4 separate regions of the Mus musculus genome follow, and regions 1, 2 and 4 are each linked to region 3. The links are chromatin loops, found by intact Hi-C in ENCODE. Cell type or tissue: left cerebral cortex. All regions are shown on one strand. Links, peaks and the distances in the headings refer to the core of each region. The heading gives the core; the rest is flanking DNA. Region 1 has its middle 28 kb from the start of Gm52545. Region 2 has its middle 4.1 kb from the start of Gm52545. Region 3 holds the start of Frmd4a (FERM domain containing 4A). Region 4 has its middle 39 kb from the start of Gm52545.

What was found. Peaks named below come from ENCODE experiments on the same cell type or tissue, not always from the same donor. Only the 100,000 strongest peaks of a DNase experiment are listed, where the experiment ranks them.
Region 1: a loop joins it to region 3, with 2.6 times the contacts of the local background. A loop is called at or near these places in 3 of 42 quality-filtered maps.
Region 2: a loop joins it to region 3, with 2.8 times the contacts of the local background. A loop is called at or near these places in 3 of 42 quality-filtered maps.
Region 4: a loop joins it to region 3, with 5 times the contacts of the local background. A loop is called at or near these places in 2 of 42 quality-filtered maps.

The regions. Positions count from the first base shown.
Region 1 is chr2:4,056,000-4,064,218 of GRCm38, forward strand. It overlaps a transcript of Frmd4a not described here. Among named protein-coding and RNA genes, the nearest start is that of Gm52545, 28 kb to the left of the region's middle. In left cerebral cortex, for the core only: no CTCF peak of the experiment used is centred there; DNase peaks (open chromatin) are centred at 3,680, 4,845 and 5,806; H3K27ac peaks cover 2,572 bases.
Region 2 is chr2:4,031,935-4,040,153 of GRCm38, forward strand. It overlaps a transcript of Frmd4a not described here. Among named protein-coding and RNA genes, the nearest start is that of Gm52545, 4.1 kb to the left of the region's middle. In left cerebral cortex, for the core only: no CTCF peak of the experiment used is centred there; DNase peaks (open chromatin) are centred at 4,455, 4,866 and 6,302; H3K27ac peaks cover 1,261 bases.
Region 3 is chr2:4,149,415-4,157,633 of GRCm38, forward strand. Frmd4a (FERM domain containing 4A) reads left to right here and starts at 3,449. Exons shown (of 23, transcript NM_172475.3): 1 at 3,449-3,696. The coding sequence starts at 3,664. In left cerebral cortex, for the core only: no CTCF peak of the experiment used is centred there; DNase peaks (open chromatin) are centred at 3,543, 4,114 and 5,053; H3K4me3 peaks cover 2,222 bases; H3K27ac peaks cover 1,833 bases.
Region 4 is chr2:4,067,208-4,075,426 of GRCm38, forward strand. It overlaps a transcript of Frmd4a not described here. Among named protein-coding and RNA genes, the nearest start is that of Gm52545, 39 kb to the left of the region's middle. In left cerebral cortex, for the core only: no CTCF peak of the experiment used is centred there; DNase peaks (open chromatin) are centred at 4,828 and 5,655; H3K27ac peaks cover 1,123 bases.

The DNA of each region.
Region 1 (8,219 bases), core at 1,571-6,570, 93 kb before region 3:
TGTGACAATTCACCAAGGTCAGAATCAAACCAGAATAGCTTATAGAGGCTCAGAGCAGGGCAGTTGGATTGCATGATGGGTTGGGTAGATGGCAATGGTCTGTAGATATTTAATTGGCACAGAGTTTAATCTGGGAAGTGAAGCAGAGAAACTTCTGACTGCTTCTCTGCTAATGATTGTTACAGAAAGAGACAAATTTTATGCAGCTACATTTTGCCGAAATTGTATTCATTTGCTATCCTGTCATAATAAAGCACAACAGGCTAAATCTAAATTCACGTGTCCCTTCCCTGGAGAATAAGAGTCTGAGATCACAGTGGCAACAGGGTTGATAGTCTTCTAAGCCCTGTCCTTGTCTTACTGAAAGCTATCCTCCTGCACGGTCTTCAGAAGGACCTCCCTATACAGTCCCCTCGGATCTGTTTTCTTCCTCTTTAATTGAAATCTGTCAGATTGGATTAGAACCCATTCTGTACCCTCACTTTACCTTGTCACCTCCATCACCTCTTTAAAGGCTATGTGGTGAGGTGGGGGAGCTAGGGCCTCAGCATATAAAAAAATTTGTAACTCAATTGTTCTCAAATGAACAATGAGAGTTGCCCATGAGCTTTTGCCAAAATTTGCCTCCCTAGTGTCCCTTCGAATCCGTATACCTCAGCGCTTTGAAAGACTTCTGTAGGAACAATGTGTGGTTGGACAGGAAATGAGAATGGGTTGAATAGATTCCAGAGCAAAACCCATGAGCTGTTGAGTCAGTGAGATCTGTTTGGACTTGACAGTGGTGCTTGATTTTCACAAACTGATGGTTGCAAATGTTTATATACAAATCAGTGGTGTGATGCTTTTACCTTTCGTGGGGCTGAGTGAGGAGGAATTTCATAGTGTGTACAGCTAAGGTCAGAGTGACAAAAAGCCACATTCACAGGAGGGGGAATCACTTTGATGCTTTTCTACCAAGCTGAAGTTCCAGGAGGGTGGCTTGCTACCTCCCTGTCCTTGTCTTCCTTCCTGATACCCTGAACCATCCATCCCCAGCCTGTACTGCCCTGCTGAATGCTACTCAAGTTAGATTACACAATTGCTCTTTGCCATAACCACCATCACATCCATCCGTGTATGATGGACAGGTGTGGGATCGATCAGAAAGAAAGAGCACAGGGGAGATTAACTTATTCTCCCACTGACTGCTCAGGTGAGAGCGAACAGTCTTCATTCTGTGGATCTCAGTTTGGACCCATTCAATACATTTGACATGGGTAGGATGGACATGGTGCATAGTGGTTATGGACATAGGACTGAGCTGGACTAGAAGACAATGGCATCTTTAATAAGTTTTTGACCTTCAGTTTCTTTAAAGTGGGATAATTAAGAGATGCTCCTCTATATAAGCTTTGGAGATGCAAACCAGATGCTTATGCTTGCATGACAGGTACCTTCCATCTCAGCCATCTCACCAGCCCTGGATATCTTCATAAAGAAGCCAGTCTGTGTGATTCTGTTATAGCAGCACAACATAGACTGAGACAATATAACTTGGGTTGAGTGTGCTCCACACTCTCTGAACACCTATGGATCAGTGTGAGCAAGGTCACTGCAGTGGTTTCTAAGCTAAGTGGTTAGAACACCCTGAAATTGTCTCTGCCTCAGTTAGCTGCCTTGGAGAAAAGAAATGGCTGTGATTTCCTCCATCGATGAACAAGGAAACCAAGCACCACACAGAAGAGGAAGGACAGACCTGAAGTCACCGTGAGATAGGAGGAAGAAACCCATATGTTTCTTCCTAAAAATACAAGATTAAAAAGAAAAAGGTAAAAAGATTATAGGCCTGCTGTCCCAGCTCTGGTTTCTTTGTAACATTTGTCAGACAAGAAGAAATTGATTGCTTCATTAGACCAGAGCGAGCTCTAGGAGGGAAGGCCGTGCTGCCTGCTTTACATGATCAACTGCAAAATTCAAGATCCCATTCAACCTCCAGCCAGAGCAACCACAGCTGTAGCTCCACTGAACCCATGGGATTTTGCTTCAGTTCAAAGGAAAAATAAAGGAAAGGCTAACCTTGTGTATTCTAAGAAATGATAATTAGAGATAGGCTTCTAGCAGTGTGGAGTGGGGTAGATGGCTTAGTTGGTGAAATAGTTACTAAACACAAGGACTTCAGTTTGATTTCCAAAACATCACATACACACACACATACACTCACACACACACACACACACACAAACACAAACACACACACACACAAATGCACATACTTAGACACACTCACACACACAAACACACGTACTCACACACATACATACACACATATTCAGACATACACATGTGCACATACACACACATACTCAGAAACACACACTCACACACTCACACACTCATACACACACACCCATACACACATATACACACATGCTCTGACACACACACTCATACACTACTCACACTCACACACTCACACACACACACACACACACACACGGTGGCAGGATGCACTTATAATACAAGGCCATCACTAGCAGACAAGTGGGTTCCTGGAGTTTGTTGGGTTTGCCTTGAAAGTTAAGTGTCTCCTATTGGCTTATGTGTTTGAAATGTTGGTCCTCAGCTGGTTGTGCTGTTTGGAGAGGCTACGGAACCTAGGAACCTAGCAGTAAGGCTTTGGTACGGTGGATCTTGAATGTCAAAGGCTTGATCCAGGTCTGGTTCCTGCCAAGTTCTCTGCTTTCTGATCACACACTCTCAGCCATCTTTTCTTCCCCACCATGATGGACTGTATCCCCCTTAAGCCTCAAGCCAGAACAAATCCTTCCTGTCTTAATTGTCTCTCTCTGTCAGGCATTTTGCCACATTAGTGAGAAACATAGCCAATACAATGGTCACCTGTTACATTCCCACAAAGGCAGGTTTAAGTGAAGGGCACTCCTTAGGTTTAGTTCCCAAGCGACCTAAGAATTAGAACCCAACATGGCCAATCCCTGCCTTTGAGAGGACTTGAAACTCAGAGCCCCGATGTTTTGCAAGTGCAGGATGCCAGAGAAAGAGTGCTAAACATTATAAGGAGCCCCACTTCTGGAAGCTGGGTCTCCAGGCCAGGTCAGCCGTTGCTAACTGTGGACCAGAGCAATTGAGGACAATTTAAAAAAGGAAAAAAGCAAGTCACAGTGTCTGACCTTCAGCTGCTGTACTCATAACTAAAGCACACTGGTGGTAGAGGGAGCTCAGGTCACTGGGAGAATGGAACCTTGAGGAGGCAGGCAGGGGATTCCTTAGCTCCCATATCTCTGGGTCTCGATAGACTTAGGGCCCCTGTCTAAGCAGGCAGTGAGCTTAAGAGGCTATGTGAGCATCTTCAGACTCTTGACACCAGAGAGAAAAGGCCAAGGGGCATATGAGGGAGAAGGTAAAGAAGGTGGGGGAAGGGCTTACCTCCTTGTCCTCATTTGCTGTGGGGTTTCTCCTCTCTGTCTCTTCTCTCTGTGTTTCTCTATTTCTGAGTGTATCTGTCTGTCTGTCTGTCTTCTCCTCCTCTCTCTCAGAAGCTGACTTCCTTGCATAAGGGTGTCTGGCTAAATATTCACCATGGTTATCTGGAAGAACATAAGCAACAGACTCCAAATGAGGAGATTTGTAACCTTGGCTCATGCAATTGGGAGTTAGCATTTCAATGCATGAACTGAGTTTGGAAAAGCACACACTCAGTCCAAGGCATTCTCCATCTCTCCCAGATAAGCAGCAATAGCTGTCTATAAGCTGGAGAGGTAGAGATGGGGATTTGAATTGTTCTAAAAAGCTGTATGCCTCAAACAAGGAATTACAATGATGCAGCCATAATCAAAAACAGAACATCTGGATGCTGTCTGGATCCATTGCTATGAGCCAGGATGAGCAGCTGGAATGCTCTGTATCCACACCATAGGCCACAGTGGCAGCAACAGTACCTGCATTTATGTGGCAAGGGTGGGGCTTGTGTGCACCAACTGGCTTTCTCCTTCCCCACCTGCATTTAACTCAGGTCTCCGACCCAGTGGGCCATGCTGCCCACAGTAAAGGCAGGCCACTGTGTTCTTAGCTCCTCTCTCACACACCATTCTTCTCTGCAGAAGCCTCCACAGACACACCCAGAAGAGTGTCTTACTAATTATAGACATCTCTCAGTTCTCACAAGTTGGCCATCAAGATTAAGGTCACAGGTGGCTGTAGCAAAGTGCGACAAATGGGACACCTTAAATAGTGTGGCTATTTCTCATCATTCTAGAAATTGTTATGTACAAAAGCAAATCATTGGATGTTCTGGTTGGTGCTCACTTCCTCACATGATGGAAGAGTCAGGGAAGCTCTCTGGTGACCTCTTTTTTAGGGTCATAATCCAAAGACCCCATATTCCAACACAATAGTCTTGGGAAATAAGATTTCAATATAGACTTGAGGGTTGGGCAAGGGGCACGTGAAGTCCAAAGCATCCTCCATCCCTTCCTGACAACCAGGATGGCTTCTCTTGACAATGTCACTTAGCTACATGCTTACTGAGCCCCGACATGGAGGTGCGAGCTTCAGGACAGAACATGACAACAGCTTCGTGCTGCTCACATCAGGAGGGTCAAGAATTAACACTTCAGAGAGGCAGGTGGTAGCCAGAAAGCAAGGCCCTCTGTAGTCTCTTTCTGGCCTTTTCCTTTGGTCTCAGGGATGAGTGTTTATGGCACTGAGGCCAGGCTTTTCCTGTATAATTTTATCCCTCTTTGAACTTTCCAGAGCAGGAACAGAAGCCAGAGGCAGAGGGCCAAAGGGGTGAAATTGTACTCTGAAAAGGGGGCACCGAGTTCCTGCATTGAAAGCCCTCACAACTAGGGCCTCCTCATTAAGAGATTCTAAAGAGAGCCCTCCCTCTCAATAGCTTTCCCAAGAAGCCACTGGAAAGCAAATACTGGGTGGCAGGGTTTGTGCCAAGTGGCTTTTGTGGAGGTCTCAGGGGAGGCTCCTTAAAGGAAGTGTCCAAAGTGAATCACGACTTGGACTGATTGTCAAACTGGTCACATTAGCTTCTCCCTTGTTTGTCTGTGGGTCTCCAGAACTCTCAGGGCCCTGGGATGTCCAGTAAGCTAAAGCTGATCTTCAAGAAACTCGGCAACTTTAGCTTGCACTTTAGAGCCTAGAGTCCTTACACACTAACCAAACATAATACTGTTCTTCATCAGGGGAAAAAATACCCCTATAAGTCCTGTGATTTGGCCAATGTCAGACACAACAGAGTCAAGATAAGAACTAGGTCTCTTCATCTCCTCTGTTCTTCTACAGTTTTAAAGACCAGGAATGGGGCTGGGGAGCTAGCGCAGTGATAGAGACTCCCAGAACCATAAAAATTATAACAATAATAATAACAAGAATGGCAATATAGTAAGACCAGAAGTGGACTCCTGATGGAAAAATTAATTGTACCCAAATTCATAGATATTTGCATTTACCCATTGGCTCATTGTATTGTGGTCTGCTCTGCATAGAATAAAGCCTGAACTTCAAAATAAACCAAAACTGTTTTAACAATGTCAACAGAAATGTAGCATGACCTTATTCTCTGCTCTTGGGAATACTTCGTTCACCCTTCCTTCACTCCCTTTGTTTGTACTGTCTGATGTATTTGCAGGGACTTATTCAAATGGTTGCTGTTATGTTATAGTTTCAGAGGCCCCCACAGGCCCTTGTGTTTGAACACTTGGTCTCCAGCCGGTGGTGGTATTTTGAGAAACTGTGAAACCCTTAGGAGGTAGGATTTAGATATAGGAAGTAGGTCACTAAGGGGGTAGAGTGGTAACAGGCTTGTCCCAGTATAGTCTAGCCCTAGTTCCAGCTCTGGCCCAAGCTTTCTAGTTTTTGGTCCACAGAGCCATACCTTCTTGTGAAAAGTCATGTTCACTGCATTGCTGTGATCTACCATCACAAACCCTGAGCCCAAATAACTCATCTCTCATTATGCCACCTTTTGTCATGCATTCAGTCACAGTGACAAGAAATGACTAATAGGACACCAATCACATGGCCGTTTATGGAAATCCACACAGTGTGTGAACAGTCAGGTTAAAAACCACAGTAGGAATGCTTTTAACTTGTCCAGCAGTGGTGATACACACCTTTAATCCCAGCTCTTGGGAGGCAGAGGCAGGTGGATCTCTGTGATGTGATTCATCCTGGTCTGCAGAAGAAGTTCTAAGATTGTCAATGTTATACAGAAAAGCCATTTCTCAAAAAATAAAACTAAGAACAAACATAAATAAAAGAGAGAGGAGAGAGAGACAGACAGAGAGAGAGAGAGAGAGAGAGAGAGAGAGAGCTTTTTACACCCCAATACATTTCTGTACCATGGAAATACTCCTCTAGCTATTTCAAGTGGATTGATACTATCAGTCTTGATTTGGAGGAACTGAGATGCCAGGCACTCAGGAGGAACTAGATGACCTTGTGGAGACAGGATGGAAGAGACTGGCATGAGCCAGGAGTTAGAGTTAGTACCCGAGTTTTGAAGGTTTGACTAGGACAGGAGGAAACTTAACCAAAGACCTCCTAGAGCAGACCTTCTAGAATGTTCTGAGACACTGAAAAAGAAGCAATGTTAATCTGAAAATTAAAATTCCACTTCTAAGTCCAGGAGCAGAGATAAGACCTGATTCGGGATTCACATGGAAACCCAAAATAGTTCTCCCAAGAGGGGCCTGGGAGAGGAAGTATCCAGTAGCCCCTAAGAACAGCACTGGTGTGCCTTGACCTGCCTGCCTGGCTGATCTGTAGAGGCTGTAGGTGCTACTTAGCATAGAGTTGAGCTGGACAGTATCCCGTTGACACAAATGTATTAATTCTTATGTTTATAAAGTGTGAGACTCTTTGGCCCTTCCTGTCTCCAAGTCCTCCTTGGTTGAGGTTTAAAACCTGTCTTTCCAACCATAGAAAAAGACGTTAGGGATCCCAGTTTCCAGTTTCCAGTTCCCTGGCCTGGTTCACTGAAATCACACCATGCTGGCAATGCAGCAGCCTTTCAAAGTACTGACCATGCCTTTCCTTCTCCCTTTTCCAAGCTTTTGAGTCTTCCACAGCCTCTCTGCTCCTCAGAGTGAACCATGGAATTTAAGGCAAAATAATGGAGTGGAAGGGAGAGTGAGCCATGGAATTCCAAGCCATATATGAAGTGTAAACGCTACTGTGTGACCTGTTTGTCTGTACCTCAGAGTGCTTACAGTTTTGATCTGTAAAACTGATTCCTGCATATCACCCTGACAGTCTATCTTTATGAAATGTTGTCAGTCATAACCAGCAGAGAGACAGAGGACAGACCTCTAAATTCTCCTCCTGAAACCTGCATGTTTCTTATGACTTTCAAAGCTAGTAAGAGCTCAAAGGGGTTTTGTTTGTTTGTTTGTTTGTTTGGGGTTTGTTTGTTTTTTGAGACGGTCTTACTATGTAGCTCTGGCTGTCCTGGAACTCACTGTGAAGACCAGGCCGGCCTGAACTCAACAGTATCTAACTCCCCCCAACCCCCTTGCTGCCCGAGTGCTGGCATTAAAGGCATGTGCCACTATGCCCAACCCAAGGTATTTATTGAATTCCTGGACCATCATAGTTTCTCTATGACATAGTCATAACCTTCAGGCCCATGAACTTTATTGATTAAAGGAGCAGACTCCCTCTCAATTCTTTCCAAAGCAACTGGATTCCTGATTTTGAAAGCAAGGGCTGTTGAGTCACAGTTGCAAGTATTGTATGGAATCTGGGCCTGGAAAAGTCTATGAAAAACTTAAAGTTCACCTCTCCTAAGCTGTTTTAACTTGAAAATGCAATCAGGATTGATGAGAGAGACAGACAGAGAGAGAGAGAGAATCATATTACCAGTTTGTGGGAATTTCTATGCCCACAATAAAATTAATATTTTATTTGAAAAGCTATTTTGTGGAAATTGATGGAAAATAAGTGTCATGACTAATAAACAAAAGTTGAATCATTGAGCAGCGATGAACAGAAAAGGGGGCATCTGTAACCCAGAGAACTAATATTTATTGTATGCATCTTTTCTGGCTACAAAATCAGTTATTTCACCATCCCTAAGACCTGTTTTCTAAAAGCAACAGTATAGAGTTTCAAATATCAAGGTGTCTTTTTGGGTCAAATATTTGTAAGTTACATTGACTTCAAACATTTAAGAGACAGTGAAATTCAAACCCCTTTGTGAAGACTAAGCT
Region 2 (8,219 bases), core at 1,695-6,694, 120 kb before region 3:
CTCTTACAGTGTCTGATCTGTAGGCTTCCTCATTCAAACCTAAGGAGGGAGAGAGTAGAAGCAATGAATTCCATTTCTTCAGTTCAAGTGATAGAGAGTCCTGCCAAGGGACTTTTTGTGATCCCATCACATGGTAGAGGCAGAAAGACAAGAGGCCAAGACTACTAAACGTACCCTTTTAGAAAGACATCAATCTCCCTCATGGCCTATACCATATCAAACAGGTCTATTAATATAGTTACAGTGACATACATTTCAATATGATTTTTTGGAAGAGACAAACTTTCTGACAAGCAGTTGTCTTCATTTTGTACTGAGAGGGGTGGAATGACCATGCTTAGCTTAGCTGTGCCAGTGTCTGCTGTTGTGGTAGAAATGGGCTCATTCCAACAATCAGATTTGAAAGCAGAAAGTGGTATCAGTGTAGACAGCCTGTGGTGTCTGTGGTTGAAAGAACAGCCCATGTAGAAGAACTACATGGAGAAAAGGAGGTTAGTGTATGGGTAATGAATTTATTAAGAACAAGGACTATGACTCCTTCACCATTTATCTTGGTTCAGCACTTAGTTGAATGCCTACATATATAGCACATGCTCAGAACATTTTTCATGTGAATGAAGATGCCTTGGAAGAGATTCTATTAGAACTCCATGGTACAGACCAGGTGATAGGGTATACAAAGAGTTTCAGCAGAAGTAAATATCCACAGACATCGTGTGTGTGTGTGTGTGTGTGTGTGTGTGTGTGTGTGTGTGTGTGTATACACATGGTACTTATGGCTATTATATCTATTGCTAATAATGATATATATAGAGAAGACAGAGGTTACTACTAGTTCCTTCCTCCACCTCTTCTCCACTTTAGATTTTGAGATGGGGATCTCTCACTAAACCTGGATCTTGCTTATTTTGGCTAGACTGACTGGCCAGCCATCCCTGGTATTTACCTGTCTCAAACCCCAATGTTAGGGCTACAGGTGTGTGCCAGCTTTGCCTAGCTTTTCATGTAGATGCTGGGGATCCAAACTCATGTCCTTGTGATTATGTGGAAAGCATTTTACCCACTGAGTTGACTCCCCAGATCTTTACTCTTATATTCTTGTCTTTCTAGTACCTTATCATATGTGCCTTTCTGTTTAAGCTAATTAGAGTAGGTTCTGTTGTCTGAAGCCAAGGATTCTAAAAACCTCCTCTGCAGCTTTCATGGAAATAAGGCAAGAAGTCAGCCATCAGTCTAGTCTCATTGCAAAGAGGAAGCATGCTAATGACTACTGTGTAGACAACCAAGACCACAATCTCTGGGTAAATGCAGGCATAGTAGGAATGCAAATAAATAGGACAGACGAGAGAGACACTTTTTATTCTTCATTCAGGACATTTGCTTCTCCCAGAGAAAGCCCAGAATACTCAAATATAGTCATTATTCTGTGAAAGTTGGTCCTGTAAAGAGTATGAAGCTTAGACTATCTTAATCTCTTACTGCTGCAGACTTCACCACAGGCATGTCCACTGTCCAGATACCAGCATAACAGAATAGTTAGAATGTGATGAGGAAATAAAGAGCAAGCCATGATTTAAAAATGAGTATTTTTAATTATGGTCATATACACAAAAAGTAATATCAGAAAGATTTTGAAACTTTATGTAGATATCCAGCATACACATGTGCAGTCTAAATCATGAAGTGTGAATATCATTACTTGAAAGTTCCTTTTTTTTTTAGGTTTATAAATGAAAACACCTTTATGGCTAAAATGTTCTTAAATATAAATAAAAACATAATAAAAATGAGCTTACCCCCCATGCCAGGTTTTAGTTTCTTGTATCCTTCCAGAGACTCCCTGGGCATATGTGATCTCTTTCCTTGTCACTCCCTACAGCTCAATCACATTCTTTACAAAGGCTGTACAGGTTTTGTTACTTGGATGACTCATAATATATTTAATAGTCCCTCACTGATGGGTACTTAGGCTAGTTTAATACATTACCATTACAAACTACTCTACGGTGATGCTCGTACACGTGCAGGCATCTTTGTGCAAGTGGCTGGCACATGGCATGGCACAAAATTCTAGGTGGGGAAGGATAGATCAAGACAATATCTCCTCACATTTTTATAAATATTATACAATTACTTCAATGGCACCCTGCCAATCATTCTCTCTCTCTCTCTCTCTCTCTCTCTCTCTCTCTCTCTCTCTCTCTCATTTCAACTTCGGAAGCTTGAGTTCAGTAAGATCCAGTTCATAGGGGCTGGTTGCAGGGAGATGGAGTGTAAGAAGTAAGGTAGTCTCTAAAGGGTATTTATAATCTTACTGTATAAACAATTACAGCATTAAATGTCTACAAAATTCAAGTGGCAAATGAGCTGAGAATATCAATTGCACATCTGCCGCATCTCAAAGGCAGATGGCCTTTTAATTTTATATCCCAAGAATTACACCCAAATTTCATTCCTCTCCCCAGAACGCTTCCTCACTCTTTTTACTTTCACACTTTTCAAATATCACGTGCATTTTAACATAAACTGCCACAAAACTATCTTGTATCTCCCACTGTAAAGACATCAAGAACTGATTGACATTTAACCCATGGACCCATAAAAAAAAAGACTATAAGGCACCATCTCTGTTGTCAGGGACCTTACAATCTAGGTTGAGAAATCAACATTTAAAACCAAGTGGTGATATGCCAGAGGAAGGGGAACAAGTGTTCTGCTGTATAATTTAACTATCCACACTTGGAAAGACAAAGAAGGGAGAGATTGTTTTTCATAAGAGCGGCTGTCAGAGATGCTTAGGAGACAGATGGGTGTTGGCTTGGGCTGGGGCACAAGAAAAAGAAAGGCAGGAAGAAAGAAAGGAGGAGCAAATGAGGTTGAGTAGTATATAGGCTGGAGGGAGAGTGGATGAGATTGTGTACCTATGGGAGGGAACAGTGGGACCATGGAACAAAAGACCCTGCTTGGGATGAGTAACAGGAGGTGACCAGGAGCCATTACAGCCTACTGATGAGGGCATCCAATGAAAGATGGTCTGTACTGTGTTCAGGATATTCCTGCAGAACCAAACTGGCTCAGATCTGGTCACATGCGCACAGCAACAGGAGTTACAATTGACATTTTAGTGTCACCCGCGTGTAATATGGTCCTTATGGTTAAAGCTTTGTGAATTTACCTAAATATATTGAGTTCCCAGAGGTTATCAAGGCTGTCTGCCCAACAAGCATTGTTTGAAGGAAGACTTGGGTCATGGTGGGAGTCATCCAACAAGGGGATGAGTGTGCAGGTTCCCAGGTCTGTGGCCACAGAGGGCTGTACTTGTAGTGATTGGTAGAGAGGAACACTGCTGGTAGAACTCAGGCTTAGAGATATGTAAGGACAAGAAAGGAAAATCTATGTATTACTCATTGTACCCAGTCTCGTACTGAGTACCAAAGGGGAGCAGAGCACTGTCCAAGACAGTATTCCATCCAGGGACCTTCAATGTGGGCTGGCTGAGAGCATAAAGAAGAAAGGACAAGGACAAGTAATGAGAAACCAATGAGAGATGGGCAGAAATGCTATGGAGATTCAAAGAGGAGCTCTTGGATGACAGGGGAACCAGGATAATTAAGTATTGGACCTCTCTCGAGGGGGTATTAGAGCCCAGGTTACAGTGTTGAGAAGAGTAGAAGGAACATGTATGAAAACCAGAGCACAATAAATTCCCTTTTGTCTTTGTGTAGTCTTTCATTTTAGTAGGAGGCTGGGTATCAGAGCTCATAGGCCCCATTTGTATACCTGTGAACACGTGTGTGTGTGTGTGTGTGTGTGTGTGTGTGTGTGTGTGTGTGTGTGTGTATGTGTGTGTATGTGTGTGTGTGTGTGTGTGTGTGTGGTGTGTGTTTGTGTGTGTGTGTATGTGTTTGTATGTGTTTGTGTTTGTGTGTGTGTGTGTGTGTGTGTGTGTGTGTGTGTGTGTGTGTGTTACATGTGGAGGCCCAAGGTTAACACCAGTTAGTATCTTCTTCAGTTGTTCTTTACTTTAAAGTCTGACACAATCTCACCCTGAACCTGGACCTTACTGATTCAAATAGGCTGACTAGCTAGCAGGCCACATGGCTCTTCCAATCTCCACTTCCACAGAGCTGTGATTGTGGCCATAGACTTGATATAGCACCATGGGTTCCAGGGGGACATGTCACAATCAGGTTCTAATGGACTCATGGCAAGTGGTTTACTGACTGAGCCATATCTGCAGCTCCAGAACACCCTCTTAGTAAACAGCCACAATGGCGTGGACACACTTCCAATCAATGCCTCCAGTTCTTTGAAGGAGGCAGTAGCTGTTAAACCTGAGACTTAAAAGCAGTGCACGAACTGCTCTGAGATGAAAGACATATACGGAGGGAGAAGCATCTTTGAATTTAAAAAAAGAATTCACTATTTCATATGAAAGCCAGGCTGTCTTTCCCCCTCAATCTGCTTCTGCATAATTTTAGTCTATTTTTCTAATTATGGTAACTGAACAAGAAAAGTCCCAACTGCTGTTCACATTCTTACAACTTCTCCTCAAGGAGAAAAAAAAATAATAACTTGGAAGTCCGTATCTGTGCCAGAGAAAATGGAACAAAGACAGGGTGTTAATTTTCTTTGTGTAAGTTGTCTTTGGCACATTTCTTTCCTTTCCTGCCCAAATAATTTTAAAAAGGAGTATCATTGAAGACCAATTAAAGGGATTTGGATGAGGTTCTGAGTTTGCGGTTGGTATCAATCAATTGTGCAATTTGGCCATCACTAGCCCTTCAAAAATGGCTACATTTAACTGTAGCTGAAGGAATAGAAATGAGATGGAGCCCTCTTTTGTCTGAACAACAGCTTCAAAGGGCTGAAAATGTGGGGGTTTCTTCATTCTTTGAATCAGAGGTTGTCCATTTGGCAAGGAGAAAATGTAGCCAATGTGCCTTGGATTCTTGGCCAGTGAATGCTGGCCCGCTACTTCCAACAACAGAATCATAATGAATCCAATAGAGAGGAAGAAAGGACAGCAGGGCAGGAGATGGGAAACTGGAGTTCGGACTCTGTGAGGGAGTACTGCGACTGAAAACACAAGCAGCCATATCCTTCGGTGTGCCTGTATCACCAGTCCTGTTGAGACCAGTCCCCTGGCATTTCTCTAGAGCTCGCTGGGGACGCCAACGGATGGTGTTAGACAACACTGTTGATGGAGGCTTCCCAATCCCCACTCCTTATTTCTGAAAGTCCCTAGTACAGCTGACTGCCTGTCTTTCAAGTTATCACCTTGCAAAAGGACTACTTCTTGGTTTTCTCTCTAGTTTTCTCTTGTGGTTAGCAAATTGGAGCGGTGTTCAGTGGGAGAGAGGGGGCTCTTCCTTCAGGTCAATGTAAAGCCTTGTTTCTGGGGTGTCTATAAGACACAACAGAGATTATGTATCTGTGCATTCTTTTTTAAGCTTATTTCTGGAGAGTGTATTCCCACCGAGGACCCTCCTCCTGATTGGCTGGTAGATCACCCTGCAAGTTTCTGTTCCATTATGATATGTTGACTTCACCCTTGAATATTATTTCTGACTTATCCTTGGGCTCAAATTAGGAGCTTTCTGATATTTATCATGTTCCTGGTGACAGTGGAATGCAAAAAATAAACAAAAAACACAATGTAGCAAAGAGAAGTATGAAAAGTCAGACACCAAGAATAAAAGAAAACACAGCCATTCAAGACCAGCTAAAGGGGATTTGAATGGGAGGCTCAGAGTCTGCAGTTTGTACAAATCAATAGTGCAATTTGACCATCAATAGACTTTGAAAGGCTCTTCCAAAATGGTTGCATTTAACTGTAGCTGAGGGTTAGAAATGAACTCCAGTGAAGAGTCCTCCTTTGTTTAAAAGCCTGAGCTTCAGATGACTGGGAAGTGGTTTTCCCCTTCAATGTTCAAACCAATGTTTGTCGATTAGCAGTGTGTACTGGTGACAGAGAAGAGTAAAAACATCTTCCCTCAAGCAACACTCTGTTTCAAGTGGTTTCCATTTTCTTGGACCCTGTGTCAGATAGGGATTAGAATCTTCTTAAAACCCAAAACAAATATCTTTATATAGTTATGAATTTCCTAAATTCTCAATCATTTTCTCAGGATCCCCCTTTCCTTCATATCCCAACCCCCTCCTCAGCACATACACATTTCTACAGGCTGAGAGTTTCAGATATATGAAATAAGCTGTAGCTTTTGGTTGGTGGTTGAATCATGTCACATTTTTCAAGAGCTGGATGAATGTAAGGTGAGAAACATGAACACTACTCCTCAGGCAGAGCCTCCCTGGGTGTTTGCTTAGTCACAAGCTCTTCTCTCCATCTTTTCTTATAGCAAGTACAGTTTCCTATAGCAGCCTGGTTTGAACTGTGGCTTAAATGCTAGACCAAACTTCTTTAGCCCTTTTCCATGTAGAAAATACACAGCACATTGTACAGAAGGCCCTTGTCTATAGTTCTTAATATTCATGGTTGCTTAAGCATTTCCTTCATTTACCATCAAAGCCATGCAGGAAGATGAAGAAGTTAACTCAGAGCACAGCAGAGGCAGGGGCGAGGCCCTACCCAGCTAGCTTATCCTCTGTGCTTAACAGTGGCAAGCAGATATCTGAGTTCTTTTGCAATGTTAAAAAAAGAACTATGTTTGCTGTCTCCTAAGAATGAAAGGGCTGGGGTCATGGGATGGTGATTGATAGGATAATCAAAAAGAAACCTGGAGCAAATGACTGGATTGATATGCAAAATAAAAGACTGGGCTTATGATCTGCAAGAGATGAGCTATCCAGAGAAATTTTTAGAATACCAAGAGAGAACTGCTTGGAGAACTGTCTCAAGCAGGAGAGAGAGAGAGAGAGAGAGAGAGAGAGAGAGAGAGAGAGAGAGAGAGAGTCTGGAAAGCTGTCTCAAGCAGAAATAGGTCACCATCAGCTTGGACCCATGATTTGACCTCAAGTCATTTGTTTAATAACTCTCTAAGCCAAGGCTGGTCCTTGACAGGCCCAAGTATTGATACACCAGTATCCCTTTGCCCCTGGGTGAGAGCAGCCATTGGAGAATTTATTCTCAGGAACATATTCTTTCTATTTGTGGTGTGCTTGTGAGGAAAGATAGCTCTTCTGGTAGACAACAGAGTTCTCAGACAGAGAAACTCTCAGTCAACAGCACAGTTGGGAAGGGACCCAGCGGTCTTTTCTCACTGTCCCAGTGAGCAGATGCATCCACTCTGAGCTTGGTCAACCATTCCTTCAGTGAACACCCAGAATGGCACATAGGTAACAGCATGAGAGAATGGGAAATGAGGTTGCACCTTATGAGATAAAAATATGCTACCTATAGATGCCAAGAATGAAACCATACATTTTACCAAATGACATCCCCTAAGGTCATAATCCTTAGCGAGATGCTAAGCAGTCAAAGCCAGATGGACACAGTGACCCTCCAGTGATGGAAATGCTCATGGAGCAAAAGTCTACAGTGAACAGCAAGGGAGTGGAGACTGTGTGGGAAAGATAAGGCTGCTGTGCCTGGATGGGGAGAATATAAAACAGCATAGCTGCAAAGGAAGAAAGCATGTCAAGTCCTAAAAACCAAAAACCAAACCAATCCACAACATCCACAAAAAGTTTAAAAATAAAATCCTTGTAATATCCAACAATTCTGCGATGGAGATTGGGAGCAGATCTTAGGAGCTTCCTGGGCATTTTTCTAACAGCATTCCAACAACAGGCAGAAGATGGAAACTGCCTAGGCTCCCATCACTGGTGCGTGTATAAACCTGTGTCACGTGCATGCAATGGAATATTTCCTATGAAAAGGATAGATCTGACATATGCCAAAATATGGACAAACCTTAAGGACATTATGCTATGTGAAATGAGCCACTCACAAAAATATAAATATTATACAATTCTACTTACATAAGGTGTATCTGATAATAAAATTAAGAGAGAGAGAAAAAGTTGAATGATGGCTATAAGGGCTAGAGGTTAATTGGGATCAGAGAAGGAAAAAGCTATTGGAATTCTGATCCCTCCACTTCTCATTTGTAAGTCTTAAATTCCCTTATCTCAGGTATAATAGATGTCCTGGTGTCTGCTGATGCAGCCCAACACAGTTGAATTCACTGGCTGCCCATTAGCACCACCTCCAATGCTAGGACCCCAAACATTTTAAAGAGGAAAGTTTTATGGAT
Region 3 (8,219 bases), core at 1,645-6,644:
ATTTTCTCATGCTTACCTTCATAACCTCGCACTACTAAAGAACAGAAAGTAAATATGTTTTTAGCATGTTGGATGCCTTAGACTGGAACAGAAGATTCTTTTGATGGGATGGAAACCATGCACCAGGATTCGCCTCACTGGGCTAAACTCAGTTCTGTTAGGTGGGGTGTGTGACTTAGCTAAAACATCCTCAAAGCAAGACTGAGAAGAATACCTCCCTTAAGAGGGCAGAGTGTGAGAAGTAGATAAACTAATGTTGGGAGACACTCAGTACGGTGCCTGGCACAGTGTTTCATGGTCACCATCGGAAGTAGGGGCCTCAGCAGCAGTGCTAGGTCAAGCTCTGCTTTACTGTTTCAGGTCCTTTACATTCCTGGGTTCCATATTCATTCTCTGCAACCTCACAGACCACAGGGAAAACATGCAAAGTGGAAGCTAAGGAAATATCTCCATGACTAAATGCTCTCTGTGTAGCATGAGAACCCAAGTCCTTAATACCCATAGAAAAAATGTAAGAACTCCAGGGACCCGTGGGTGAGATTGCAAGTCCAGAGTTAGAGGCTGCCTGGGCTTGCTGGCCAACCAAGTAGCCTGACAAATGAGCTCGAGGTTATCTGCGAGAACCTGTCTCAAAAATTAAGGTGGGGAAGGACAGAGGAAGACACAACATCAGCCTCTTGCCTTCTCACAACATGCACACATACACCTATGAAAGAGTGGGAAAGACACATGGCAAACAACCCCAAGTTCCAGGAACTTCGAGTTTGAGAAGTTGAACATAAGCAACCCCAAGAGTTATGCCCCTCTTGGAGGTGCTATATATAGGATCTTCAAAATTCCTTCCCAGAATCCCTTCCTCTGGCTTTGGTGGGCTGTTCTGGTTCCAAAAACCCATGCTTGGAGTCTGTCAGACACCAAGCAGCCCAAAACAGGATCAGTGTAACTTTTTTTGTAAGCCCTGACACAGTTCTGCTGTGTCCTACCCACTTAGGAACACTTGGAGAGAGGCAGAGTAACAGGGAGCAGTTGTGCCCCGGCTAAAAGGTCAAGGAGCAAACACTGTGTATGTCTGCAAGTGGTGGTGAGGGGTTCTGGGATCAGGACAGGTGTGAAACAAAGCAAAATGTTCTAGAGCATCCATCTAGGGCCTAGAAGCAAGTCATGGATGTAGCTTGTTGTAGTCACAGAGAAGCCAACACAGTGAAAGTCTGTGTGGCACACAGAGTGAGTGAGAGCATCTCCACAGGGAAGACAGGAAGGTCTGCCAGACAGGAAGGGAGGTAGGGGGTGAGCACCGGGCTCTTCCTTGAATAATGGAGATCGAGCTTCTCCCATGACACCCCCAAAGTAAGGCCCGTGGACACGTAGAGGATAGGTATGGAGAGGAGAGCGGAGTAGAATGAGGGATGGAGATGAGGGAACAGAATTCTTTGGAGACAAGCCACTTTAAGTCTCCTGAGAGAGAGCTGACAGTGAATGTCCGGGAAGGAGAAATGTCTCACAGGCAGCAGCCCTTGAAGTCAAGAGGAGGTCACACGAGCACATCGCATACATAATCACTGTGCCAGTGTCATGGGCACAGAGTGAGGTCACGGGGACGGGGGACGGGGGGGGGGGGGTGTTGCATCCGCCACAAGGTTGTGGACCAGGCCTTAGGCTACACTGTTCCCACTGTGTCCTTAGGAACTTGAAGGGGTCTGACCCAGCAGACAGCAGGTGCATTGTAGCTATTTGATGAATGACTGAAAAAAAAATTGTAGGAGACTCCAAATACTTGGATACTGAATAAGACCAACTAAGATAGTTGTGAAGGGAATACGGTCTGGAAGCCACCCCAAGGTGACAGGAATCTTTTATATCAGGACATGGGCTTATTCTCCGTGTATCTGGATGATTTGCTGGTATGGTGAGAGTCTGGACAATGAGATGAGCACTTGGCTCAGGGAGAATGTAATTTCAGCCTGATACATAAAGTTGAATGGAGATGCATTGAGCATAGAGAACTCCAGTGCAGGCGGAGAGGTCAGTCAGGAGTCGAGAGAGTTCCTTAGCCCATGGTTTTGAGAACTAGTGGAGGAAAAGTGGATTAATACATGGTTGAGGGTGTAGTGAAGGAAGACTGAGTAAGAAGGTCCACCTGCAGCTTCATCTTGGAGCTGTGTTGGGAGTCGGGTATAAGAGAAGCAGGTAAAAAGAGGGACAGGTCCCATTCCAGGGACAAGAGACAGATGGCGGTAGGTGTAAATGCCATAGGTCAGCTCACGTCTGCTGTGTGCATCAAATGTATGTATGAATATGCCCTCAAGCTCTTGCAAAGACATGGGTGTTCTTAGGTATGGTGACACACTCATTCATGGAGGGGCAGGTTTTGAATTCTTACCACACAGATAACCCTTCAAGCTGAAGGAAGTACATCTGTTCAGGTTCATTCCATTCCAGTTCATTCCATTACACTCCTCTTTGGTATGTTTCTTCCATTGTCTGCTTTTTCCAAGTTGCTGGCAATACTAAATGAGATACCTAGTTTTGGCAGTATAATACACACACACATACATATGCACAAACATACACACAAACACCACATGCACACAAAATCCCCCATTATGCCATAGACACCCATTTATACATATATACACAGACAGGCATGTACACATAATCTCCATTATGCCATACATACTATATACACACTACACTACACACACCATCCACACACGCTACACTTACACACAAGTCCTCATAACACACATACGCAAGGAACCCCCATTACAAATCAAACATACTATACATACATACTACCCACATTATGCACATACACATACACACACACAACTCCTTATAGCACATACCCACACATACATAGCTCCCAAATAACACACACACACACACACACACTGTTTAATGCTCAGCCTCTCTGGAATAGAATCCATACATTTGATTTTGAAAGTTTTCTGGAGAAGGTGTGTCCAAACATCTGATCAAACATCAAAAATTCCAGTTCCCTGTCCAGATGTTGTGTCTACACTGGGTTTAACAAATGGTTATTTTGAAATATGTAAGTGACACGATTTTTTTTTCTGCTTTCTGCATATGGACCAGAAAACCATCTGAATAATGGTGTCAACTGATTCCATTCAGGATCCCCCTTTCTAATGAAAGACGAATAGATGGATGGATCTACTCTCTCACTCCTGAGAGAGCACGCTGCCTAGTGAAGCCGAGAGGCTGGGAGCGCCAGGCAGCAGCAGTTCTGTTTGCCTCTTCTGTTTTGGGTGAGCTGCCCTGTAGTTTGTTCAGACCACTTTTCTTGGCTCAAATACAATACCTAAGACAGAGATCATTTGTCAAGTGAGCACGGTACACTGAGAGCTGTAGGCAGATTATGGAAAGAGAGAGGGAGGAGAGAGAGGGAGGAGAGAGCACCGGAGAGAAGAAAGAGGGGGAAGAGGGCGAGGAGTGGAGCAGACTTCTCCCCGTACATCCTTTCTCGGGCACCTCAGGCACCAAGAATTCAAGTTAGACTGCTCGCGGTGCAGAGGCGCCACCCGCGAGAGGGGAGCCACTGGAGGCTCCAGGCATGGCTCTTTTCATGTGGGATGCTTAAGGACTGCAACACAGACAGAGTAACTTGCAGAGAAGAGAAACTGGCATGAGGATTCCGCCAAAATGGAAGGGCTCCTATCTCCGATGAGAACCAAGGTAAGGGGGACTAAACCCTGGTTTCTTTGCGCGCTCCTTGGTGGTTTAGGGAAGGCTCACTGAAAAGGAAGATTATACTAGCTTTTGTCTCGTTTCGGAACTAGGCTGGCGAATGCAACTGGACCTCTCAAAGAATAGCTTTGCCTCCAAGGCAGAGCTACTACAATCAGTGAAAAGGGGAAGGGGGCGGGGGGCCATCTGTCAGCGTGGACAATGGGAATCTTAGTAAATGAGTTTGCCTCTCGGTTGATTAGACAGCCATATTTTAGCAGGATTTCCAATCATTCTTGCTTTGGGACCGGAGCTGCCCTCCAGCTGTTGGTGTGCTTGCAGGAAGTACGGATTTCTCTGGCTGCGCTGATGTTTCGCAGGATGAGTCCCGCTTTTAAGGCAAAGAGCATGCCCAGCTTTCACTGGAACATCCTCTGGGCTCCTCCTCCGGTTCAGAGCGGAGGATGGGGAAGCCTCTCTATTGAAAGTAGGTTAATGCATTCTGGAGAGCGTTTTGTTCTCAGAAAACTCGCCGACCTGAACAAGAGATTTCAGGGCAGCGCTAATCAAACACACCTTGAACTTGTTCCGGAAGCCTATAGAAAAAAGCTCCAGGAGACTGATCCCAACCTCGTGGACATTTTTCTCCTTGGTTGGAGTTTGCTTTTTACTTGAAAAGGACTGCCTTGTACATGGACTTTCCCAAGGAAAGCTCAGATGAAGAAAGGGCTACTGAATTCATGCATAACTTTGAACAGAGGCTGAAAGTTTTAAATAACGCTAGCAATATTATTTTTCTTAATTGATTAATTTTAAAATTTAGGAGGCAAATAGCTCTTTAAACATATAACAGTGGTGAAATCAATAGGATCAGGCTTTTATTTAACTCGTTTCTTTGATGTTCAGCTAGGGTTAAAAAACAAATAGAGCCTTTTGTCAAGGAAGTGGTCTTGGTTGTTTTCTTGTTGTTTTGTTTTTGTTTGTTGTTGTTATTGTTGTCTGCCCCTTCTAGTTAAGGGGCATGACTGTGACACTTTGAGACAACATTGGAATGTTGGGACATGCATGAAAGCACCACAGCATGTGGGGGTGGACATTCTGCTGGGTTCACCCGTCCTTTGATAATCACCCTTCATTAGAAGGACAGCCCCAGTGACAGTTGCTACAAAGCTTCTGATTCCAGCCCCTTGGCTGGCTAGCTGAGAGATCTCCTTGGAGACCTGTGTGGTGGCCTGTTGTTCTCTCCTCCCCAGGTGATGTCAGGTTGCTTGCAGGCAGTGTCTTCCAAATGTTCTTCTCTGGAGGTAGCAGGCAGAGAGCATACAGTTTTCACAGCTGCAGAGAAAATGGCAAATGCAGTTGGCTTCTCTCTCTTTATTGACAAGCTGAGATCCGAATGCTTGGTGGAATGGCTGTGGAATCTGTTCATTTGGCCAGCTCCTGAAATCACTGCTGCAGACAAACTGTACTCTCCTAGCGGTTCTTGCTGAGGCTGACTATGTCTAGCAATCTGAGCATATAACCCCATACAAGTCCAACTCGCACGGACTTCAAGGGGAGTTCCCTATGGAAATGAGATATACCCAGACACTCCACAAATCAAGCAATGGGCCCATTAAAATGGCATGCTAAAGTATCCAGGAGAAATGGACATCTGTGGGTCAGATTGCGCATGTACTATGTTTACTGGCTGAGTTCTCATCATGGTTGGTTCTTTGACCATCACGTCATCTAGTACACATTGAGATTAGAGGCTCAGGTCCTTCCAAAGTTCAAACCTGATATTACTACACACCAAATGGACTCTGGTTCTGACCCTTCCGTTGCCAGGTTACAAGGGATTTGCCCCTGTGCTTGAATTGCTTCTGTGATTTCCTTTTTAATCTCTTTTATTTCTGACTCTGGAAATTGATATCTCCCTATTTGAAATTTCAGCGTACATTTGAATTTGGTAACCTACAATAAGTCCTGCCAGCTCAGGGAATGAGACCTGACTGCATAAGGATCAAGAACAAAATCCCACTCCTGAGCCTCATCTTCAGTCTCTGAATTGCTGAGTTGTGTGTTGTTGAAATGAGCCAGCGATTTTAATTTGCCAGAGTCTGACAATACTGGTGATCTCTTGCCTTTCTTAAACTTTGATCACACTATGCCCTATTAAGTCTACTCTGGAATGTTTTTTCATGTTGATGAGGATTTAGCTCGAAATGTCTGATTTCCTAGTATCATGGTTGGGCAGACAAAGGACACTTCCTTCAGCAAAATTTTGGTGTGTTATGGTTACTTAATAACTAACTGACAATTTAAAGCAAGTGTTGAGATAAACTGGACATCATGCAGTAATTTCATTGTGCCATGTAATAGACTTAACCAGTCTAAATCATAGGTGCTTAATGCATTTTCATCTTGGGATTTGCATAATTGGCACATAAATATGCATGAGGTTCACTGGAAGGGGCCAAATAGAATGGGCAAAATGGTCAGGCATGCTGAAATTAAGGCTATTTCCAGGAGGACACCTGAGCTTGCTCTGTCTCCTGGGTGGGTGGTCACACTTGACATACCTAGAAACAGACAGGGTGACAGCTGGCTTCCTCTAATAACAGTGTATTGTGAGCCACCCAGGTTTTAAACACAGCTCTGGCCTGTGGCTAGATACTTGGGCTCACTGTTCATGCTTCCTTTTGGATACTATAAACCAGTGGTTCTCGATCTTCCTAATGTTGCCACCCTTTAAAGTAGTCAACATGAAAGTTGCCACCCTTCATGTTGTGGGGACCCCAACCATAAAATTATTTTCATTGCTACTCCATAACTAATTTTGCTCCTCTTATGAATCATAATATAAACATCTGATATGCATGATATCTAGTATGTAACCCCTGTGAAGGGTCATTCAACCCCCCAAAGGGGTTGAGACCCACAGGTTGAGAGCCACTGCTATAAACCAAGCTAGGAAAGTCATTAGGCTGTTGGTTGTATTTTTGACTGTCCCCCTAGCAGGTGATGGCTGGGGCATGGGATACAGGAGCACAGCAAATGATGCTTGTAGAGGCAAGATGGAAAGAAAGAAGGGAAAGATGCTGATTGGATTTCGACTCTTAGGAGGGCAAATAGAAATAATGCTATTCTTTGTTGCCATTGTGTTGCTTGTAAATGTCTCTCTTCAATTCCATTCTTCACCTTCCAACCTCCTCTGTTCTCCTCAGTCTCCTGAGTATTGATTGCATCCAGTGAATGAGGCAAGGGCAGCAGCCTCCTGTTTTCAGTTTCTTGGGGTTCCTCTCTTCCTACTGTGAAATTTTCAGCAAGAACTGGGGGAAGGCAAGGAAATCCAGCCAAGCCTGGCTGTTATGAATGCAAGGAGACAACTGTAGAATGGGGGCAAGATGAAGAAGGAGGGGTGTCGGGAGAGGAGGAGAGAGGAGTTGGGGAAGACAGAAGAAGGGAAGGGGAGATAGGAAAGAACTGGTATGGAGAGGGGAGACAACAGGAAGTAAAGGTAGGGAACCTGAGAGGGGAGGTGCAGGAGGAAAGTGAAACCAGGAAGGGGGAGGAGAAAAGAGAGTAAACAGAAAAGAGAGGGTAGGAAAGAGGAGAGGGGTGGAGTGGGAGGAGGATGGAATAATTGGCCAGACTCCATTACAGCTGTGCTTTGTTAAATGTTTATGAAGTAAAGAAAACACAGGTCCACAGTAACCTCTCTAGAAAAGGTGGACATTGACTTTTAAAGCTTCACAACTATTTCATGTGCTAATTGAAGTTTTTAAGAATACTCACCACACTGCTGTCTTTAATATCTCTTCTGGTTCACAATTACCTACATCCCCAGGGACAGTACATTTTGATGTGTCTGGACCTGTCTTAATTCTGCCTCCAAGACATAAAGACATTGCATCATTTTGTGAATTAAAGTCACTTTAAAAAAAAGGGGGGGGGGGGAATGGCTTCTGGTTTGTGGCATCAAATAACTTTCTAAAGAATATCCTCTGAGAAGAATGGTCTTTCTGATAAAAGGGATACTTAAAAGGATGGGAGGCTGATCTTTTAAAGGAAACTGTCTAAGGGGCTGAGGATATAACTTAGTGGTAGAGAGAGCTTGTGCAGAATGATCAGGGTTCAATCCCTGCAGTGAAACTTGCTGCACGGGAGCTGTCTATAACTCTTCCCCTCAACTCATATTGCAATTTTGGAACTGCATTAAAAATATAGATGTAAGATGGTAAACAATTTTTAAAAAGTCAAAAAAGTGCAATCACTCTGTGGATATTTAGATTAATTATCAGAGAGTGTCTAAAATACATGAAGTCACTTCAAATTTTGTAAACCTGCTTGAATCTTTACCAGGCATCCATGGACCATACTTCCTTAAGTGATCTATTGTATTCCTCTCACTTGATTTATCAATTCCGACAAACTGTTAGACCCCATGAACCAGAAAACTTAAAAAGCATGTCTTAGCCTGTGCAGAGCAAAGCTAAGGAGGCCGTGGCAGATGCTTTCAGCTGTAGTAACCAGGACTTCGCATAAGA
Region 4 (8,219 bases), core at 2,064-7,063, 82 kb before region 3:
CGCACGAACACACACACACACACACACACACACACACACACACATGCACACACACAATTAAAATTAAAAATGAATCTGAATGAAACCTAAAGATCAGAGAGATGGCTGAATGGATAGAGTGCACGCTGCGTTAAGAAGAGGACTGGAATCCCCACAGCCAGGGTAAAACCAGGCAAGAGTGGCAGCAGCCTGTAACCTCAGCACTTGGTAAAGACTGGGGATCCCTAGGGCAAACTGGTTAACTAGACTAGCTGGAACTGGTAAATTCCAGGTTCAGCCACAGACATAAATTTTTTTAAAAAAATTATTTATTTATTCAGCAAATAAAGTGAATCAAAGTTAAGGAAGACACTGGATATAAACTTTGAGCCTTCACACATATGTGCAGGCACATGTACCAACACACAAAGGAACATATAACATAAGTATACATATGCAGAAAAAGTCCTTAATTAAATAATTAATTAGGAATAAATCACTAAAATTCATTTTTAATATGTCAGGTTCTTGGACCTCGAATTAACTCCTCTTTCTCAGTTCAGCCATGGATTTTATTTTTAGAGTTCCAATTGGTGGCAGTATCATTGTGTGCTTTTGTTCTGCTAACTACATCTGTCTGCCTGCCCCAGGCACTGAAATAGAAAGGTCTCGTCATTATGCAGCCCTAGCAAGGCTCCAACTCAACTCTTCCTAGGAATTCCAAAGACAAAACTTTGTTCCTGTTTATATCCCTGACCCAGCGTGAGAACTCATGTGCGCACTTCCTTGATGATATCAATCACATATTAACTACAAAATGCATTTTATACACATCGACTTACCCTCAGATTCCTGGTATTCCCCAGAGAGTGATAAAAGGATATAATTTATAATAGTGTAATTAACTTTTGACTATATTTGCAATTCGATTTCTTGAAGTCTCTTCACTGTTAGGAAAAATTAAGGTGGTTAAATGAATGTGTACTCTGAAGTTTGAAAATATGAATTTTTCCAGCTTCATTTATTTTTTCTTTCATGAATATATTGGATTTATATCATTAATCTCTGGAGAAGCGTTTTCACACAAATTTTTCTGCTTTATGCTTTTCTGAGGATTAGCACACATGCAGAGCATAGCACACTTCATGAGCTCCTAGCATCAAATGAAACAGAAATAAGATTCTTTCATTTGGTATTTCAATTCTATTTTACCAAAAACGATTACTAATAATCTTCAGGCACCTTTCCAAATTATTTCTGACTTTGGGGAAAAGCCCTTGAGGGATAAACAGTGACTCTCAGCTGGGGACTATTTTATCCACTCTTCTTCCCCCAACCAGGAACATTTTTTTGTTATCTGGAGAGATGTGGGGTCATCAGAATTCACAGGAGTGATTGCTATTGACCTCTAGTCAACAAAGATCAAAGATATCACTAAGCATCTCTCAGCAAGGCAGGGGAGATGGCTCAGTTGGCAAAAGTATTACCCTGCAAGCATCAGGACCTGTGTCTGATCTCTAGGACCACCCCCCCATCACACACACACACACACACACACACACACACTAAAAGACAACTACAGAGATACATTCCTGTGATCTCATCATTGGGATGATAGACAGGCATCAAGAAACCTTGTGTCAAAGGTAGATGGTATCTGAAGAACAATATGGGCTTTCCTCCACAAGAAACACACACATACATGCACATGTATACACACAAACTCACACAGATACACAGACAGACACTCAGACACACACACATACACACCACAAATCCTAACCAAACTCTCCTAGACAAAGAATTCACTGGTCCAGCATGTCCATTTGTCAAGACTGAAACACCCAAACTCAACAACAAGTTCCACTGACTATCTCCAGATACGTATAACAATTTTATGGTTGTTTAAGTTCCTTTTCTTCCAAGATTTGACTCCTTTGCTGTAGATGGCAGGTGAGGCTTCTGGCTAAGTTCCTGGTTTGTCTGTATAGGTATGTATGTTTGAGTACATTAGCATCTACTTCTATACATTCCTCTCCCCAGCCCCAAGCTGCTGCCACTGTGCTGGGCGACACTTGATCACTCTTAGTGACTTTATGATATAAGGTCCATTGTAAATCATGAGTGCATAAGTTCAGATACCCAGAACTCAAGTAAATAAGCCACACATATGCTGCCACTATGTAGTCCCTTGAGACATCCAGACCAAATCCAAATCTGTGAGTTCCAGGTTCAATGAGAAACCCTACTAGATAGTAATTAAGGAAGATACCTTACAACTGACATGTGCATATACCTACATTGACACATCCATGCAACAGACTTATGTGTGCACATCACACACACACATACATACATATACACAAATTATTCTAGAAGTAATGGGTTCTCAGTATAGCACAAATCCCAGGGTATTTGACAAATATCTATAGATACGTCAAGGGTAAAAAAACCAAACCAAGCAAAAACTTTCTTGCATACAGCCAAAGATAACACATTACTCAACTTAATTGGGTACTTTTTAAAACTAAGAGCACTGAATAAGAGGGTTTAAAATAACCATGATAATAAAAATGAACACATTTTGTTATAATTATGCTACCCTTTGAAACTCTAAAATCAAGGCATGGCAGGGTTCTTATTATATGAAACTATGTGTCAGGGATATAAAGATTTTCATGTGGATTAGTTCTTCTGGTTCTTACCAACAGCTCAGAAAGAACTACTGCTTTTGATCTGTTTTAGAGGTGAAGACATTGATGACCTGGAGACATTAAATGCCTCACCCAAAGACTGATTCAGTTCTGAGTTCTTTATCAAGTGCTTGTGTGCTGCACCACAATGAGTTAGGAATGCATGAGGTCAGGATCAGCCACCCAGTCCCATAAAGCAAACCTAGATTGACATCCTTTATGGGGCTGACGTCTTTCCCAGAATGTGCACATACCGTTTCTTCTGTTCATAAACTTGACATCTACACTTGACATCCAAGACATCAGTGCCAATGTCAGTCAGCGCCTTCAGTCTGGAAGCTTCAGATCTTTCTCTGAGTCTCCCTGAGATCTCCTGTGGATATCAAATCAGGGACATGACTTCACAGATTGAACGTGCACTACCTCTGACCTTTAGTAAGGTCTCCAATAGGGTGGGGCAGCTAAAAGACCACTACATGATAGGCACTTGAAAATTCCTACACTTGAGCTACGCCACACCCTAATCTTACTGAGTTTATTACAAAATTAAATTTTCTTTGTGTGTGAGTGTGTGTGAGTGTGTGTGTGTTTGTGTGTGAGTGTGTGTGTATGTGTGTTTGTGTGTGTATGTGTGTGTATGTGTGAGAGTGTATGTGTGTGAGTGTGAGTGTGTATATACATGTGTGTATGTGTGTGTGAGTGTGTGTGTATGTGTGTGTATATGTGTGTGTATGTGCGTGTGTATGTGTGTGTGTATGTGTATATCTGTGTGTGTATGTGTGAATGTGTGTGTGTGTATGTGTGTATGTGTGTGTGTGTATGTGTGTGTGTGTGTGTATGGGTACTGGTGCATGTGTGCATGGATGCATGTGCACATACATGTGGAAACCAAGAGGCAACATTAGGCATCATCTTACTTGTATTTTGAGACAGGTTTCTCACAGGTCTGGAACTTCCCAAAGCAGCTAGACTGCCTGGCCAGTGAGCTTGCCCGCCTAGTACAGGGATTACAATTATATGCTACCATTAAAAGAATTTTCTACCCCATGTGTGCATTTACACACATGCACATGTGGAGGTCAGAAGGCAATGTGTGGAAGTTAGTTCTCTCCTTCCACCATGTTGGTTTCAGGAGTCAAACTTGGGTCTTCAGGATTGATAGTAAGCACCTTCACCTTCTACTAACCCATCAGATCAGCCCCGTGCCTAGCCTTTTAAAGATGGGGGTTCTGGAGACTGACCTCAGCTCTGCATGCTTGCAGTGAAAGCATTTCACCAGATGATCTATTTTCTCGTTCCTAGAAAAATGACATTTGAAGCTAGCTTAACTTCTAAAATCTCACCCAAAGTTGTACCATGCATGGTTAGGTTATTTTACCTCTGAGGTTCAAAGTGACATTCCACTAAGGAATGCCTGCTCGGCTTCAGGTACAAAGGGTGAAAGGCTACTCGTCCCAGTGGTCACAGACAGTGGCTGCTGAAAACGTTCACGGGCTGCAAGGGACAAACTTGTCTTCCAGCACTCAGATTGGACAGATAGATGGATCTCAGTAATAAATGATCAGTTGCTTTGTGAGTTACTTCATGTGTCAGATGAAAGAAAAATGAAGTGAACAGGAATATGGAATTGCAGTATTTGTTTAAATGCTCTCTAGGGATTCCTGATATTCAGGTGAAAATAGCATTATAACAAATTAAAAGTGAAACCACATAATTTTTAATAGTACATTGATACGAGTACATGGTATGATCTTTGAAATATGCAAGGTAATTGTTAAATACCCTCTGATTGAATTAATTTACTGTTTTGGATAAGTAGGTCACGAACTATGGTCCAGTTATACATAATTTATAACACATGGACTTTAAAAAGTAATGATTATTTCAGAGGGAAATTAATCAGTGATGACTTGGAATCTTCAGCCTGCTCATTTCCTCCCTGCTTCAGGGGCTCTGGTATCCATGGGAAGCTGCAATCAAAGGAATGGCAGAATTATACAGTGCAGTGGCTGTGCTCTGTTCTGCAGAGTGGGAAGGGCTGGGATGTGCCCAGGGATTCTGGGCAGTTGCTTCATCTCGGCTCACTTGCTCCATCTTTGAACTGGGCATAGTAATAATTACCAGCTTCACAGGAGGACAGAGTGGATTAATGAGCTAATCTTGTAAAGCGCTTGGCAGGTAAGACGTTCTTGAGCGATGCTATGATTGTGCTCATTAGTTTTCCTTGACACTCTGGGAGTGAGTCTTAGCAAGGAGACGTGTAATTAATGCCACTGCTCTCCGTGGTTAGCACAGTGCCTGCTCATAGGAGGGAAGGGCGCAGTACTTCTTCAGCCCATTGCTTTCTTTGAGAACCACTGAATGTGGGCTCCCCAGCATCTGCACACCCCAAATGCCTTCCTCTCAGTTGCCCTTACTGACAATGGAGCAGGCTACAGGAATCTCTGAATCTGGGATCCTACTGTGGGTAACAAACACCCCATTAGGCATCTTCCTGAACCAACAAGTAGCTGTTCATGGGGCGGGGGGGGGGGGGACGACCATGTCCAAGAAAGCCCGAGGCAACTGTGGACTCAGCTAACCTCCTGATGGTGGGTGAAGGTGATGTACAATGAATAGCTTTAATATTCCAAAGCACATGAAATGGATGCACCTGTTTTTAAAAATAATCAGTTCATGCAACAAAGGACGGAATTTGGGGAGCTTCCTAGCAGCAACAGCTTGGTATAGGACTGGCATGCATCATCAGAATGTTATGCCATCTCCTGAGGGTAGACATTAGTTTCTTGCTTTCTAGAGTCAAGTCAAACCTGAACTTACATCTCTGTCTCCGTTGATGCCACCACCGAGAAGTAGCACAAGAGGTCCCTTCCATGGCCCCACTGTTGTGAAACACATTTCCAAGCTCGGATCACAAAGATGCAAAGCTTGAGGAACAGCTGTGCTGGTCTGTTTACACCCCCTCCCCACCCCCGCGCCTGCTCTGATGGACGGAATGGGAGCAGCACTGTGCTGGTTTAATGGCTTGACCTCCCAACGTCTCTGATGAATTCAGTATGCATCCTTGTTTGATTTATTTGTGAAAGAAATGGTTCTGCTAAGACAGGAAGGCCTTCTCATTGCAATGTAGGGCTCACCCAAGGCTCTAATCAGCTGGTACCATCTCCTGAACACCCCGTCCCCTCAAAGCCACCTAGAGCTCTATGATGCTATGCCTGTAATTTTTCTCCATCCCTGAACTCACCACAAACTCTTCAAATGAGTCTGCAAAGATTCTCATTTCAAATTCCCCCAGCTCCTCACCATCCAAGAAGCCTTTGTGTGCCTTTAAGTTCTGTGCTTTGGCTAGAATCTGGGTGTGGAGACTGGGTTGAAGGCAATGTGGCCAAGCAAGGGCAGTCAGCTCCTGCCTCTGCCTTGCTGCTCTCCACTGTCCTCAACAACCATGCACCTCACCCCAAGCTCGGAACCATTTTTTTTTTTTTTTTACATAAAGCTGTATGCTTTAAATTTTCATTTGTTCATTTATGTTTTTGCATGGGAACACATGTTCTATGCTGCATGTCTATGTGGAGGTCAGACGCCAATGTCTGGAAACATTCTCACCTTCTATCGTGTGGGTCTTGGGTATCAAGGTCAGGTTGTTAAGCTTGGTGGCAAGCCCTTTTACAGGCTGAGCTATTTAGCCATAAGCACTGAATTTTTAGTGTCACATATAACAGCATCATAAATATATATTCTGCATATATTGTATGTGTGCACACACACACACACACACACACAGGCTCATATCCATGAGAATGGCAGTGGACAGCATTGGGTATCCTGCTCTACTACCCTCTCCCACATTCCTCTGAGGAGGAGTCTGCCATTCCATCTGGATGTCTGCCTGATCCTCCATCTTCTGCCCTTCACAACACAGGTTATGGGCTTTTCACATGGCTGATAGGATCCAAGCTCGGGTCCTCGTGCCTGCACAGCAATTGCTCTTCCACGTGGAGCCATCTCTCTAACCCAAATTAGTATTTTAAAGAAACCGGATTCAGAGAATATGGGTGGCAGCCCTGTCCCAGAGTTAGTGTTTGGAGCCAAGAGAAGAGATTATCAGGCAAGGCCATGGAAAGCTATATGTCAACCCAGTTTTCACATAGAAATTTGGAGAAAGACACAGACGGGCATATGATATGGTCTACACTTTGTGCTTTGACACCTAAGCATTAACTGTCTCCCAGACTCTTCATACTTATGAATCAAGGATTAATCCTCGAATGTTGCAATTGAATTAAGGAAGAGGAAGTGGGTACAAGGAAGCTAAAGAGAGATGGAAGGGCTGGAGGGGAAGGAAGGGGTACAGGGGATGGAGGGGATGAAGTGGTAGAGGAGTTTGCTCAGTTGGTAAAACATAAGCAAAAGGACCTGAGTTTGGCTCCTAAGAACCCATTTTAAAAAGTCAGGCACAGTGACATGGACTTGGAATTCTATTGCTGTCAAGGATCCTGGAGTTTGCTGGCCAGCCTAGCTTACTTGAGGATTCCTAAGCTAGTCAGAGTTCCCGTCTCAAAAAACCTGAGGTAGATGGAGCCTGAGGATTGACACTCATGGGCATCTTCTGGCTTCCATATGCACGGGCACAGACATAAGCACACCACACATAAGCAAGCATGCTCATGCGCAGTTAGAGGCTGAGGGAAGCTGAGAGCAAGGAAATGGGGAAAGCAAAGAAGCATGAGGGTATGGCGGGGAAAACAGTGTTTCTTTCTTCTTCACAGTGGTCTCTGGTTGGTTATCAACCACTTTGAGAGCTGTGACAGGTGTGTGTGTGTGTGTGTGCTTGTGAATCTCATTTGATAAAATATTCTCAAAAATGCTAGAGTATTAAAATACCTTTACTTACTCTATGTTGATGTTAGGAACCACATAAGTAGCCCCTGCTTGTAACTGTCAGGTTGCAGATGAAGAGGACGCATCTGTATAAGTTACTTAAGGTCTCACACCCAAGTACTGGCAGAGATGAACTAGGGTAGCAGTTATTATTAACTAGGCTGCCATTTTAGAGCTCAGGACCTCTTGACTAAGTGATGCCTTTTTCAGGACACTGAGGGCTGAAGTGTGCCAAGTCACAGTGGGATGGGGTTGCAGTGCGACTTCCTACTGTTTGGAAGGGCAATGGCACAAGAGGGGTGCTGCTTCTCTGACAGTTTGCTCTGTGACACAGGTGGCAGCTTTGATTTGAGTCACCGGAAGGGAAGAGGTGGTGTTAGGGCTATAGGTGGTCAGGTCATCTTCAGTTCAGGGCTACCTGGATGGGGGCAGTCTGATAATCAGTTTTATAGCAAGATTGACCCTGAGCACATACCATAATAGCATTGTTTAATTATTTCCAGGCCACTGGTGAGAAAAAAAAAAAAAGCAATCACTGAACTAGGATTTGCTTAACGGCTGCAGAAATTCCAAGCGTCAGGCGTGTGCTTAGCAGGACCTGGAGACAGCTCTCCCCTCAGAACTCAAAGCCGCTTTTGCTTCTTTTCCTTTTCCTTTTCCCTCTAG